Linked DNA regions of Homo sapiens: region 1 is linked to region 2. A link is a loop called in an ENCODE intact Hi-C map of the cell type or tissue named here. Cell type or tissue: IMR-90. All regions are shown on one strand. Links, peaks and the distances in the headings refer to the core of each region. The heading gives the core; the rest is flanking DNA.

Region 1 (6,672 bases), core at 2,333-4,832, 380 kb before region 2:
TTTTATTTTCCTTTTTGTAGGAAGGCAAATGTGATATTAGGTCACCTGCATGGAGGATCTGGGCCAGGTGTATGGCATACAGGAGCTGGTTAGGCCATAGCTTAACATTAAAAGTATGAACAGTAAAACCATGGCGGCCCCTGCTGACCAGGTGCCAGCTGGGGAGCACAGAGGCAAGCTCCATGGTTGACGGAGGGAAGGAGGCATGTAAGTATTCAGGATATCAAAAAAAAGAGGAGAATGCATACATAGACTTACAATCCTAAAGAGTTAAAATGGGACAGGGTTCATAAAAGAAAAATTAGTGATGCTTAAAAATCCAAATTTTAAGCTCCCAGTTCTAAGAAGCATTAATCCATCTGCTTCATGGGATTCAGACTAAAGCTTTTATTCATTTTTGCCAATTTTTGGAAAGACTCCATCCCTCCAGTTATATCTTGTTAGGCTCTTCTGGAACAGTAATACTCCCTCATGAAAGAATGTTCTAACTTCATGATGCCTTCCATTTCACAGTGATTTCTGCTTCATGGAGAGAAGAGATGGAAAACATAACTTTTAAAGTGATTTTTGCATTCTTCTTTAGATACTTTGCATTATTTTTTAAAAAGCTATAGACTTAAAAGATGAAAATTATAGACTTTGCTATTGTTATGGGCCGAGAATTGCACCTCACTTAAAAAAAAATGAGAGAGACAATTCTGATGTGAATCTCATGTTTATTGTTTTAAAAGCTCTGTGCTAATACCAAAAGAATGTATTTCTGGTGGGAAGTGCTATATTTCCATGCCTTCAGGGAATTTGACTTCTGTCCTAAAAATATATTTCCTTAGATATTATAAACAGAACACCTTAAACAATAATAAAATAAAATATGGCAAAAAAAAATCTACCACAAGCATAGCGATGTTTTACATCCTCATCATGTAAGGGCTTTAAAGCTATAGGAAAAGCCTGAACATCCACTCCCCCTTAATAGAAAAGTGTTCAAAGAATACAAAAGGCACTTTACAAAAGAAGTCTTGCAAGTGGCAAGCAAATGTGAAATAAAAACGTTAACTTTACGAATAATCAGTGAAATGAATATAAACACATCAGTAAAATAAAATCTGCTCTCAGTAGGTTAGAGAATGTGTTGTGTTTTTCTTATTGCTGTTGTTACATGTTCCTTGACATTGGTAAGCAGGTGTACAATAACATCCTCAGAACATTCTGGTGAGATAAATTGCTGCAACTTTTCTGCAGGACAATTTAAAATTGGCCTAGTTTTTTAACCCAGTAATTCTTATCCTTCCAATTTGTTATTTGAAAAGGCATGAATACGTTCATATTTCCAAATATGTAGTCACCACAGCATTTTTATAATAGCAAAAGTAACCCAAATAACTGAAAAGACCAAGAATAGAAAAATGTTCAAATTAATTACACTTAATCCATTTGATGGAGTCCTATGTGGTCAGTCACTAAAAATCATTTTTTGAAGACTAATTGCATAGGAGATTGTTTACAGTAATAAATAATTTTTAAAAACTTTAAAAATCTCAATATAATATGTTCCCCAATATGCTTATAAATGTATATATTTAAAATACTATCAAAAGTACATCAAAACAATCATGGTTACCTCTGCATGACAGGATTACCTTTTCCTTCTCTCCTGCTTTTGTCCATATTTTCCAAAGTTTCTATCAGAAATGGGTGTTACTACTGGGCACCCTGGCTCATACCTGTAATCCCAGTACTTTGGGAGGTCAAGGCAGGATACCTGATTGAGCCTAGGTGGTCTAGACCAGCCTGGCAAAATAGTGAGACCCTATCTCTACCAAAAAAAAAAAAAATGCTGGGAGTGGTGGTGCGCACCTGTAGTCCCAGCCACTTGGGAGTCTGAGGTTGCAGGATCACTTGAGCCTAGGAAATCGAGGCTGCAGTAAGTTGTGATCCTGTCACTGCACTCCAGCCTGGGTGACAGAGCGAGACCCTGCCTCAGAAAAAAGGAAAAATGGAGAAAGAAAAGAAATGCATATTACTCCTTTATAGTTCAATTAAAACTTCTTATCTAAAAACGAGATGCTATTTCTGAAAGTATAGAAAGCTCTCCTTGACTATGGATGGCAACTCTGAGACACTGGGCTGCATAATAATATTATGTGTTCAGCAGTGCGTCTCCAAATGTGTCACAGCTTAAATATTCATGGATTTTGATTGTGAGGAGACCCAGAGGGATAAAGCAGTTTGTCCAAGGTCAGGTGGCAAACCTGTAGCAAAGGCAAGATTAGAACCAAGACCTCCTGGCTCCTATTCCAGTACTCCTCCAGTACCACACTGGTGTTTGTTGTTGTTTTGTTTTCTATATAAAGAATTTTTCTGACCTTAATGGCAACTTTAACAAACACAGAACAAAAGCAAGAATTAATTGAGTAATGGAAATGAAGGAGAAAGAAAATCTCTGCCTATGATAACAGCCACCATCTCTCTCATTATGCTGAACTGTGGTTAAAATGCCCAAAGTTGGCCGGGTGCAGTGGCTCACCCCTGTAATCCCAGCACTTTGGGAGGCTGAGGGGGGCGGATCACAAAGTCAGGAGATCGAGACCATCCTGGCTAACATGGTGAAACCCCGTCTCTAGTAAAAAATACAAAAAAAAAAAAAAAAAAATTAGCCAGGCATGGTGGCGGGTGCCTGTAGTCCCAGCTACTCGGGAGGCTGATGCAGGAGAATGGCATGAACCTGGGAGGCGGAGCTTGCAGTGAGCCGAGATAGTGCCACAGCACTCCAGCCTGGGCGAAAGCGAGACTCTGTCTCAAAAAAAAAAAAAAAAAAAAAAAGTGCTCAAAGCTCATCTTCCTCTTTAAAGAGCACTCCCACGGGTGCTGTGGAGTTAGGCTTAGATCTCAGTATTGAGTAGACTGAGTAAACTATGCCTGGAAGTTTCACTATACAAAGTAACTTTCAGTTTCTTCCCAAGTCACCGGTTTAAACATATGCACAGGATATATAACGTCCTGGGTGGTTTACTGTCTCACTTAGCTGACCAGTGAGAGGCGTTCTTAAGTACTGCTTTCCTCAGTTCACTTTGAGCAAATACATTACTCATTAAGCCTCTGTTGGTCAAGAACCTGAAAACAAGTAGCAGTTGCAGTGTTGGTTCCTTCCTTCAAAATTTGATGTTTAGAGAACTTTCTAGAATAACTGTAAAACTAGTGAAATCTGGAGGAAAGCCAACATTGGCTTTGCAAAAACACTATCTTTCTAATCCAGTTTCTTAATGTTTAGCCATTACTGACAGCTTTCTTCCCTGCTTTCTTCCTTTTCTTTCATTTTCCTCTTTTTCCATTTTGCCTGTCTTTTCGTTCCCTTTTCCCTTCCCTTTTCTCAGTTTTTACTTCTGTTTTTTCTTGCTTCTTATTATCTTTCTCTCATCCTTTCTTTTTTCTTTTTTTCACCTCTTCCTTCGATCTTCCTTCTGTCCTTCCCTCCCTCTCCTCCTTCCTTTCTTCCTCCCTTTCCTCCTTCCTCCTTCTTCTCCTTCCTTTTTCCTTTCTTCTTCTCTTTCTTCCTTCCTTCCTTCTTCCTTCTAACTGACACAGTAAATATTTTTGTCTCCCATTAGTTGCCAGACCTCGTAGTCACCCGCTTGGAGCCAGACTAGCAATTGCCAAAGAATGGGCCTTTGAGTCAGACCAGTCAAGAGTCAATTTTCTGATTCAATGTCAACTAACTGCCTGAACATGACCAAGTTATTTAATCTCTACATATTCTTTCATTTCACCAGCACACATTTATTGAATGCCTCTTATGTGTCTTAAGCTATGTAAGGTGTACCCAGTATACTTTTAAAAAACACTCTGTAAAGTGGGGAAAGTGCAGGCTACCCTTGGGCTATTGTAATAAGCCAACTAAACAACACATGTGGCAATGGATAACCTATTTCTGGCACACTGTAGCTTCCCGCTTCCCGTATTTTTCTTTTGCATCCTAGATGCCAAGTATGCATATGTGAGACCCAGTTTTTCAAAGGATCTTACAGGCTAGCCAAAAAAAAAAATCCAGAGTTCTTACTAAAAGGAAAAGAAAAAACTATACTGTGTTTTGTGTATTCTAAATCATGTACTTTTCAGATTTTAGCATCTTTTGTATCAGAATGCATCTTAAAATTGCTGCTAGCCAGGTGGTGGCAATTGCGATGTAGTTGCTACTGGGGTCACATGTGGGCTCAGAGTTGTACACATTATCACCACTTTAGTTCATTAGGTTATATGATTAGTATTACACATACTGAGTTTAACTGCGTTTAAAATATATTTGAAGAGATGATTTTATGATTCCATATTAAAACAAAAATCTATTTGTGTGCACAAAAAGGCAAAAAATAAGAGCAGTAAGGCAGTAATTTGACATCAATGAAGCAAATAGTCTTCATTAGAGAATTTACCACCAGCATCAAAATCTGCAGAATGGTGTCAACAACTTGGAAGGAAATATCATGGGAAATAGTAGAGAACTCTTCTTAGAAATGGTGCATTACCATCAGATTAAGTGGCCCGGATGGAAAAGCACAGCCATCTGTGACTCTGGGCTGAAAAGTGATCAAAAGCAATGAAAGGCTTTAGGAACAAAACAAAACAAAAACAAACAAAAAGCAACAGCAAAATCCCCTCCGTTCAAATCCTGACTCTGCTCTTATTCATGATTCCATTTTGCTAGGACTTAGTTTCCTCTGTTGGAAGAGGAATATTCATAGCATGTACCCAGCAGGGTTGTTATAAAAATAAATTCAAAAGAGGCTGTGGAATGAAATGACTTTTAGTTGCAAGTATTATAAACATATAGACTTTTTGCAGAGCTCATTGTTCACGTGGCTGGTTTTTGTTATTCTTTTTTCCTGAGGCTATGAACTCCTTGGGGGCAGGGATGGTTGGTTAGCATTCAGCTCCCCATTGCCAATGTGTGACAGGCAGCCCATAGTTCATCAGTAAAAACAATGTGCCTGTGCCTAATGTTTTGCTGCTGTTGTTATCACTGTTGTTTTTAAAACCTATTTTGATGCTCACTGCCTCCCTCTGCTATAAAGCAAGTATTGGAATTGGTACTTGAAGTATAAGGAAGCACACAGAGAAGTCTGGTGATTTGTCTAAATCACATGGAAAGTTAGAATTGAGTGCTATCATGGGCCTGATATATTTTCGAACTGGGTCAGGACTGGCTCAGTCATGAGGGTGGGTCTGAGCCAGCCAGTGGGCTTCTTGGTACATCCAGCTCTCAGAAGCCGTCGGGGGGCGAGGGGGAAGGTTGGGAGAAAGGCTGGGCCTGTCCCCAGCTGTGCGCTAGAAACAATTATATGGAGCAATCTCCTGAAAGAGGCCAAGGCTACCCTGTGGCAGAAAGGAGCCTGAACATGTAAACATCTGTGAGGGCGGGGGTGCCTGGAAAGAGCTGCAGGAAGGGGAGCATGTGAGGCCCAGTGGGAAGGAATGTGAGAACTCCAGGGCCTCACCAGGATGGGGCTGGAGGATGGGGAAGTCACTGGGGAGGGTGTGCAAATTGCTCCCTGCAGGCCAGGATGGAAGAGAGAATGATCCTGTGGAAAGGGGGTGATTAGGACATCCCTCATGGAAGATGGAAAAAATGAGGGACACCTTTGAATCTACCCAGTGTACATGCAGGAGAAGAGCAAAAGAGGGGCCCACCTGTTTAGAAGTTGTGCTTCCTTTGAGAAGTGGAGCCATGATATCTGGCATTGAACGGCACCCTTTCGAGCAGAAAGCAGACCTGAGTTTGAATTATAGGTTTACCATTTACGAACTGTGTGATTTGAGAAATGCCATTTTTTTCTCCCCATTCTCCAGTTTCCTCATTAGTAAAGTGGAGCTGAAATGCTGAATTGGTAGTACTGTTGTCAGGGCTAAGTCAGATAGCAGGTAAACATGCCCATTCAGCATCCAGTGCCCATTAAGTATTGGATATACATGTGAATAAAAATGCGAATGAACAGATGACCTAGTACACAGACAGACACTGATTTTTGAAGCATGATGGAGAAAGCTTCACTGAGGCCCTGGCAGGGGTAGTGGGGAAGACATGGCTGGAAGAGCATGGGACAGAGGAGGCAAATGCCCATGTTCTGTCAGGGGCACAGCTCCTAACATGCGGGGTGGTCTTGAAAAAGTGACCTTTCTTTTTTGAGCCTAAATCTTTTCTCCCATACAATTGATAGACTCTCTTTTTGTGTGTGGTTGGAGCTCAAGCAGCCACAATTGAGAGATTCTGCAATACATTTTTCCCACTATCAACCTAGCCCAGAGACACTATGAATTTATAATTAGTTAACTTGGAAAAACATAGAATAAAAATAAACAGTAATTGCGGTGCCCAACAACACAGACTAATTGGAACACATTTAGGGGAAAAAATTGGAATGTAAAAAGAATTCAAAATCATCTCCTATCAGGGTGATAATTCTCCATATGCCAAACCCAATTGTAGCAGACCGAGATAGACCTCTAAGGGTGCTCACACAGTCCAGAGAAAAGCACATTCTTCATGATGCTAAGCATTAACCCCAAATGTGGGCCAATAACCTAGAGATAGATAAAGAATGGCTCAATCTAAGGTATACCCTGTCAATATTTATGAACTGGAGGCCCCAGGAGGCAGTGCCTGTCCTGGCATCAGAG
Region 2 (6,672 bases), core at 2,573-5,072:
ATAAAATAACAACAATAACTTTATTATATTTTAAGGATGTGCTGTGATACATATAGGTACAAATATAAATAATATTACTTAACTATGAAAATTCCTTGATAATGTTTGGCTGTGTCCCCACCCAAATCTCAAATTGTAGCTCTCATAATTCCCGTGTGTCATGGGAGGGACCAAGTGGGAGGTAATTGAATCATGAGGGTGGGTCTTTCCCATGCTGTTCTCGTGATAGTGAACAAGTCTCATGAGATCTGATGGTTTTATAACGGGGAGTTACCCTGCACATGTTCTTTCTCTTGCCTGCCACCATGTAAGACATGACTTTGCTCCTCCTTTGCCTTCTGCTATGATTGTGAGGCTTCCCCAGCCATGTGGAACTGTGAGTCAATTAAACCTCTTTTCTTTATCAATTACCCGGTCTTGGGTATGTCTTTATTAGCCGCATGAGAACAGACTAACACAATCCCATAAAGGAGATATTATACTTCCTTTTCAGATAAGAAAACTGAGGCTCAGAAACTTAAAAATTGGCTAAGAGCACATAACTAGTGAGGGATGGAATCAGGACTCACACCTCGGTTCTTGGTCTCCCCATCTCTCCATAGACAACCTGCAAGACATCCCTGCTCTTGTCTGTGACCTTATGTCAACCTGCATATGACTTTAGTGTAGAGTGTTTAATGTACAGCCCCAAACGTTTTATGTTCTGGACTTTTTAATATTATCAGCCTAAATTCACAAGTTTGTTCCAACAAAAGGTTTTATCTGGTTGTAAGTCTCTTTCTCAATGATTATTTATTCTTCCATCTTAATGAGCAGATGGACATTTGAAATATACTATAACTGCACAGTTCCCCAAGAGGTTCTTGAAAATCTTCCTTACCTAAGGAATACAAAAGAATCAGTCAATCATTTATTCTAAAAGTATTTTTGGAGCACCTGGTGGACTCAGGAGTGAACAAAATAGACAAAAATTACTGCCCTCCTAGGGCTTATCACCTAGTAAGGGAGATGGACATCAAACTAACTAATCAGATAAATAAACAAAGACATGAACACATAAGTAGATGCAAAGTATACTCTAGAGAAATAATGCAGGAGGATAGGGAATGTCAGAGTCGGGAAGGAGTCCCTCATCAGTGCCTCATCAATGATTTGCATTGGCTGCCTTTTCTGTCTCAACATTGGTTGGTGTTGCAGGATACTTTCCCAATCACTATGCTGTTTACTCATTCAGCATATTCAATACATACTTCCTCAACACACACCATGTGTCAGACACTGCTACCTTCCCTTGACAGCTGTCTTCTTCTACCAAGAGTCACTCTCCTCTCCCTCCAAGTGTGTTGTCAATCCATCACCCTCCTTTTTAGGCTGATAAAATAAAAAGGTAAAAAAGATCCATTTTATTTTTTTTTTAAACAGAGTCTCGCTGTATCGCCAGGCTGAAGTGCAGTGGCACAATCCCGGCTCACTGCAACCTCCACCTTCTGGGTTCAAGTGATTCTCCTGCCTCAGCCTCCCAAGTAGCTGAGATTACAGGCACATGCCACCATAACCAGCTAATTTTTGTATTTTTAGTAGAGACAGGGTTTCCCCATGTTGGCCAGGATGGTCTCGACCTCTTGACCTTGTGATCCTCCTGCCTCGACCTCCCAAAGTGCTGGGATTACAGGAGTGAGCCACCGCACCCAGCAGGTAAAAGAAATCTTATTTCCATTACACATTGATTCAGGAAATATTTAATGAGTTCCTAATAACCCTAAATAGCATGTGTACTGCATTTCTTATCAAATATATTTCCACAACCATAATCTCCTATAGTGTCCAATAGTGTCATAATGAAGATACAGTAGGAACCATTTCATTCATTTTATTTCTATTGTACCTCCTTTGGAATAGGATTTGAGGAAGTTTACAAAAAATTATAACCAGTAGGATTATTATAACCATTTTATAGATGAAGAAACATAGTTTGAGAAAGTGTATAGGACTTGCCTGACATCACACAGCAACCAATAAAACTGGAATCACAACTCAAGTCTTCTAACTCCAAACCCACACTTCCCTCTGCCCCACACAATTGCCATGTTTGGTCCCTCGTCAGGTCCTCTGGGTGCAATGATGAAGCAGAAGTAGCTCTGTTCTCATGAAGCATAATTTCAGTAAAGACCATAAGCCAAGACTGAAAACAGCTGTAATAGGAGATGGTGATGTTTGGAGAGTGATGCATGGAAGTTTGGAGGGGCATGAGTTTTATGCAATGTTGGCTGTCTGAGTCATAAAAGAAAAGCTTGGTGGAGGAGGTGGTAGGACATGGACTATTTAAAGGCAAGAAAAAGTATGTCAGGTTGAAGGAGTATTAATTGGCCAACATGTTAGAAATCACCGGCCAAAAATATCACAGTATCCCCTCCTCTCTCTCTTATTCACATAAAGTTTGGCTTTCCCAAACTACTATAAACCAGAAGTTTCTCAGGGAATGTTATGGTTCTCTTTCACATCTGGATTACAAAAGCTTCCAGGTACACTAAAGGAAACGGGAAGAAACAACCACTTATTGAGAACTTACTATATACCGGAAATTGCTGCATCATTTAATCCTCACAGCAGCTCTGCTAGGTGACTATAACCCCCATATTATAAGTGAAGAAAGTGAAGCACAAAGACTTAGTTGATGTGTCCAAAGTCAAACAACTAACAAGCAGAGAAATTGATTTGAACTCAGGACTGTTGGAAGTCAAAGCCAGGTCTCTCTGTGACTCTAAACTTTGAACCATATTACACAGCCAAGGATCAAGAAGTGCCTGTTCTATGAGTGTGAAGTTGTGAGCAAATAAATTCAGCACCTGGTGAAGAATCAGCAAGTCAAGTTGATCTAACTTAGATTTATGAAACTAAATCACAAAGAAAATGTTACAAATAAAGATAAATATATAATTTAATGTATCCAAATATAAATTCTTTTTTGAGACAGAGTCTCACTCTGTTGCCCAGGCTGGAGGGCAGTGGTGCAGTCTCAGCTCACTGCAACCTCCACCTTCCCAGTTCAAGTGATTCTCCTGCCTCAGCCTCCTTAGTGCTAGTGTTACAGGTGTACACCACCATGCCCTGCTAATTTTGATATTTTTAGTAGAGATGCGGTTTTGCCATGTTGGCCAGGCTGGTCTTGAACTCCTGACCTCAAGTGATCCGCCCACCTTGGCCTCCCAAAGTGCTGGGATTACAGGCATGAGCCACCAAGCCCAGCGAAGTATAAATTATTTATGCAAGATTTTTTCACATGGTAGAAATGTTTCTCTAATCACCATATTTTTTTCTACATTCCATAAGAAAGCTTGCTAAGATATGGTGGGTTCTTGTTTAAGTTTGTGTCTATCACATCCCACAAAAGCAATTATGATCGCCCATTGATTCATGAATGTGAATGTGGACATCATTAAATATTTACACAAACACGTTGATTACTTACTTTTATAAGCCTATGGGAAGTACCAGTCTGTTCTTTAGCACGATGTTGGAAAAAATAAGTTTCTTTGCAAATACAGTAATCAGCCCACATTCACTACTCATTAGACTAACTCTTGAAATAATCTTCAGTTTGTTTGCAAAGATGATTCACATCTGCACCAGCACAGCTGTGGTGGAACCAGAGTGAGTGTGTGTAGAAGGAAGTTCGCTTTGGGCTACGAATCCAGAGTAGCTTTCAGCATTTACAGGAACAGGAGCGACCCCACGGTAACAATAGTAATAGCAGCAACTGCAGCAAAATTCATTTCCAGGAGACCAACTCTGCCTCTGTCAATGCTGAGGTAAAGAGTAAATGGTGCTGTCACTGGAGGTGTTTGGTAGCAAAAGATACTAAGCAAGTTGCCTTCTCTCCTTTTATCCCCACCTTTATCTCTGGATTCTGACGGTAAAAGGGTTTTAAAACTATCGAATTCCCAGAGGATAATTAGTATGACTGGATTCAATGCTGACAGATAAACAGAGCATTTAATTTGTATTTCGAAATATCAAAGTAGCATAAACTGTTGTTGTTTGTTTACTGATGTCAATCTGAAGGTTCTACAATTTGCAAAACATCCCTTTGAGTAAGCAGACAGAAAAAAAAAAAGGAGAGATGAAATTTAGAATCAAGAGTGAATTAAAATCAGTTGCAAGATTTTTTTTTTTTTTTTTGAGAGGCAGAGTCTTGCTCTGTCACCCAGGCTGCAGTGCAGTGGTGCAATCTCGGGTCACTGCAACTTCCACCTCCTGGGTTCAAGCAATTCTCCTGCCTCAGCCTCCCTAGTAGCTGAGACTACAGGCATGTGTCACCACGCCCAGCTAATTTTTGTATTTTTTTAATAGAGACAGGGTTTCACTATATGTTGGCCAGGCTGATCTCGAACTCCTGACTCCACATGATCGCCCACCTCAGCCTCCCAAAGTACTAGGATTATAGGTGTGAGCCTCCATGCCCTGCCAAGATGTTTTATTAACCCATGAACTTCATGGATTTATTTTTGTCCCAGCACTACAGAAAAGGTATTTGCAACTTAAGTGTAACTCTCATCCCATCTCTTTCCACTCCTCTAAATTAGTTTGAGAGAAAAAAATTCTAAGGACAATCTTATGTCAAATGCAAACTTTATCTAGAAACCACTTTATTCAGAAACACAAATTGAAACAATTATACTCTTCTTCTACAGTTGATGTTTGTTGGTTGATTGCTGTAGTCGATGTAAGAGGTGTGTGTGTGTGTGTGCATGGGTGTAAAAAAGGAGAGTGCAGGATGGGAGAAATAAGGGTTCACTTCAAGCAGGAAAAGATGAATTTAAGTTAGGAAGTCAACTCCCTTTGAAACTGAATGACAGGGACCATTGCTACCAAATAGACACTACAAATAAAAGGTGAAAGCTGGCCGGGCACGGTTTCTCAGGCCTGTAATCCCAGCATTTTGGGAGGCTGAGGCAGGTGGATCACAAGGTCAGGAGATCGAGACCATCCTGGTCAACATGGTGAAACCCCATCTCTACTAAAAATACAAAAATTAGCCAGGTGTGGTGGCGTGTGCCTGTAGTCCCAGCTACTCGGGAGTCTGAGGCAGAAGAATCACTTGAGCCTGAGAGGCGGAGGTTGCAGTGAGCCGAGATCACACCACTGCACTCAGCCTGGCCACAGAGCGAGACTCTGTCTCAAAAAAAAAAAAAAAAAAAAGGTGAAAGCCATTAGAAATTCTTTCCTGATACAGTCTCTAAGAGTAGGTTAAGGCCATAACAGAAGAAAACTAACATTCCTTGAGTACCTGCTGGTGCCAAGTAACATGCTAACAACCATCTGTCCCAGATCAAGATCCCTGGAATCAGACTTTGAGGCAGAGAGTCACACTACAGAGCAATGCTTCTTGAAGGTACACCTCAAAGGAAATGAAGAAGCAGGTCTGGGAAGAGGGGGAAACCAAGCAACAATGCAGCTGCCACTGAGTCCTCGCTGAGCCCTCACTGGCCCTCTAGGGGGCTCTGGAGCCACGACTGCCCTTCTCCAGATCCCAGCTTGAGGCACAGAGCCTACAGCTTTGTATCTCTGCATCAGTTGGCCATGACAGGAGCTACCCTCTAAAGGGGATGAAACCTTGATTAAGGCCATTCCCTCCCTACAGCCAAGGGCAACTCCTAGTGAGGCGGGCTGTGAACCAGCGGCAGTGGTTGGTATTTTCAGCAGCTAGGCACTTGGCATGTTGGCCTTGGAGAAGGGATTCAGGCTGAACAGCACAATCTTTCCTAATCCACCCCTTGTGGCATTCAGGTCCACCTGCTTCCTCTGGTAAGTTTGCCCCTTCAGGGAACAGCTTCTCCAGGGTACTGATTTGTCTTGTTCCCTGGAAAAACCTAAATGAGGGGATTTATGGTACAAAATACAATCCCCACAGCTCCCATTTGTCTCCTGGCTGTAAATGATACTCACCACCCCTCTTTTCCAGGGTATCACTCAGGGCTTTCCAAAGAAACAAAACTGGAGAGAGACAGAGACAGAGAGAGAGAGAGAGAGAGAATAGATAGAAACATGATAGATAAATGATGATAGCAAATAGGTAAATAGATGGATGGATAGATAATAGATAATAGGTGAATGGATAGATTAGATAGATGATAGATAGATACACTTACATACATACATAGATATGTGGATGGATAGATGGATGGAGATATACATACAGATTGAGAGTTTATTTTAAAGAATTGGCTGGTGTAATTACTGAGACAAACAAGTCCAAAATCTGCAGGTGGCCAGCAGGCTAGAGACACAGGAAACAGCTGATGATCAAGTCTGAGTCCAAAGCTCTCTGCTGACAGCATTCTGTCTTCCTTGGGGGACATCAGTCTTTTTCCTCCTAAGGCCTTCAACTGATTGGATGAGGCCACCCCACATTAGGAAGGATCATCTGCTTCTTTTAGATCAGTCTACTGATTTAGATATTGATATCAACTAAAAACACCTTCACAGCAACATCTAGACTAGTATTTGACCAAATATCTGGGTACCATGGCCTACCAAGTTGACAGATAAAGTAAACTATCACATCCAGCATCTGTTTTAATTTTCCCTTATCTTGACCTGCACCTCTGCAGGTGACCTATGGGTGACCCAGACCTTTATCCCTGAAGATTCTAAGCCCTTGGCTACCAGTTA

The links. A loop is a pair of places that touch in the nucleus more often than their neighbours do. Peaks named below come from ENCODE experiments on the same cell type or tissue, not always from the same donor. Only the 100,000 strongest peaks of a DNase experiment are listed, where the experiment ranks them.
Region 1: it touches region 2 in a loop (2.0-fold over the local background); 1 of 110 quality-filtered maps calls a loop at or near these places.

Annotation. Positions count from the first base shown.
Region 1 is chr2:12,427,260-12,433,931 of GRCh38, reverse strand. All of the region lies in intron 4 of MIR3681HG (MIR3681 host gene), which reads right to left. Among named protein-coding and RNA genes, the nearest start is that of MIR3681, 230 kb to the right of the region's middle. In IMR-90, for the core only: no CTCF peak of the experiment used is centred there; DNase peaks (open chromatin) are centred at 3,011 and 3,661; H3K27ac peaks cover 922 bases.
Region 2 is chr2:12,047,574-12,054,245 of GRCh38, reverse strand. All of the region lies in intron 2 of MIR3681HG (MIR3681 host gene), which reads right to left. Among named protein-coding and RNA genes, the nearest start is that of MIR3681HG, 44 kb to the right of the region's middle. In IMR-90, for the core only: a CTCF peak has its summit at 3,729; a DNase peak (open chromatin) is centred at 3,645; H3K27ac peaks cover 497 bases.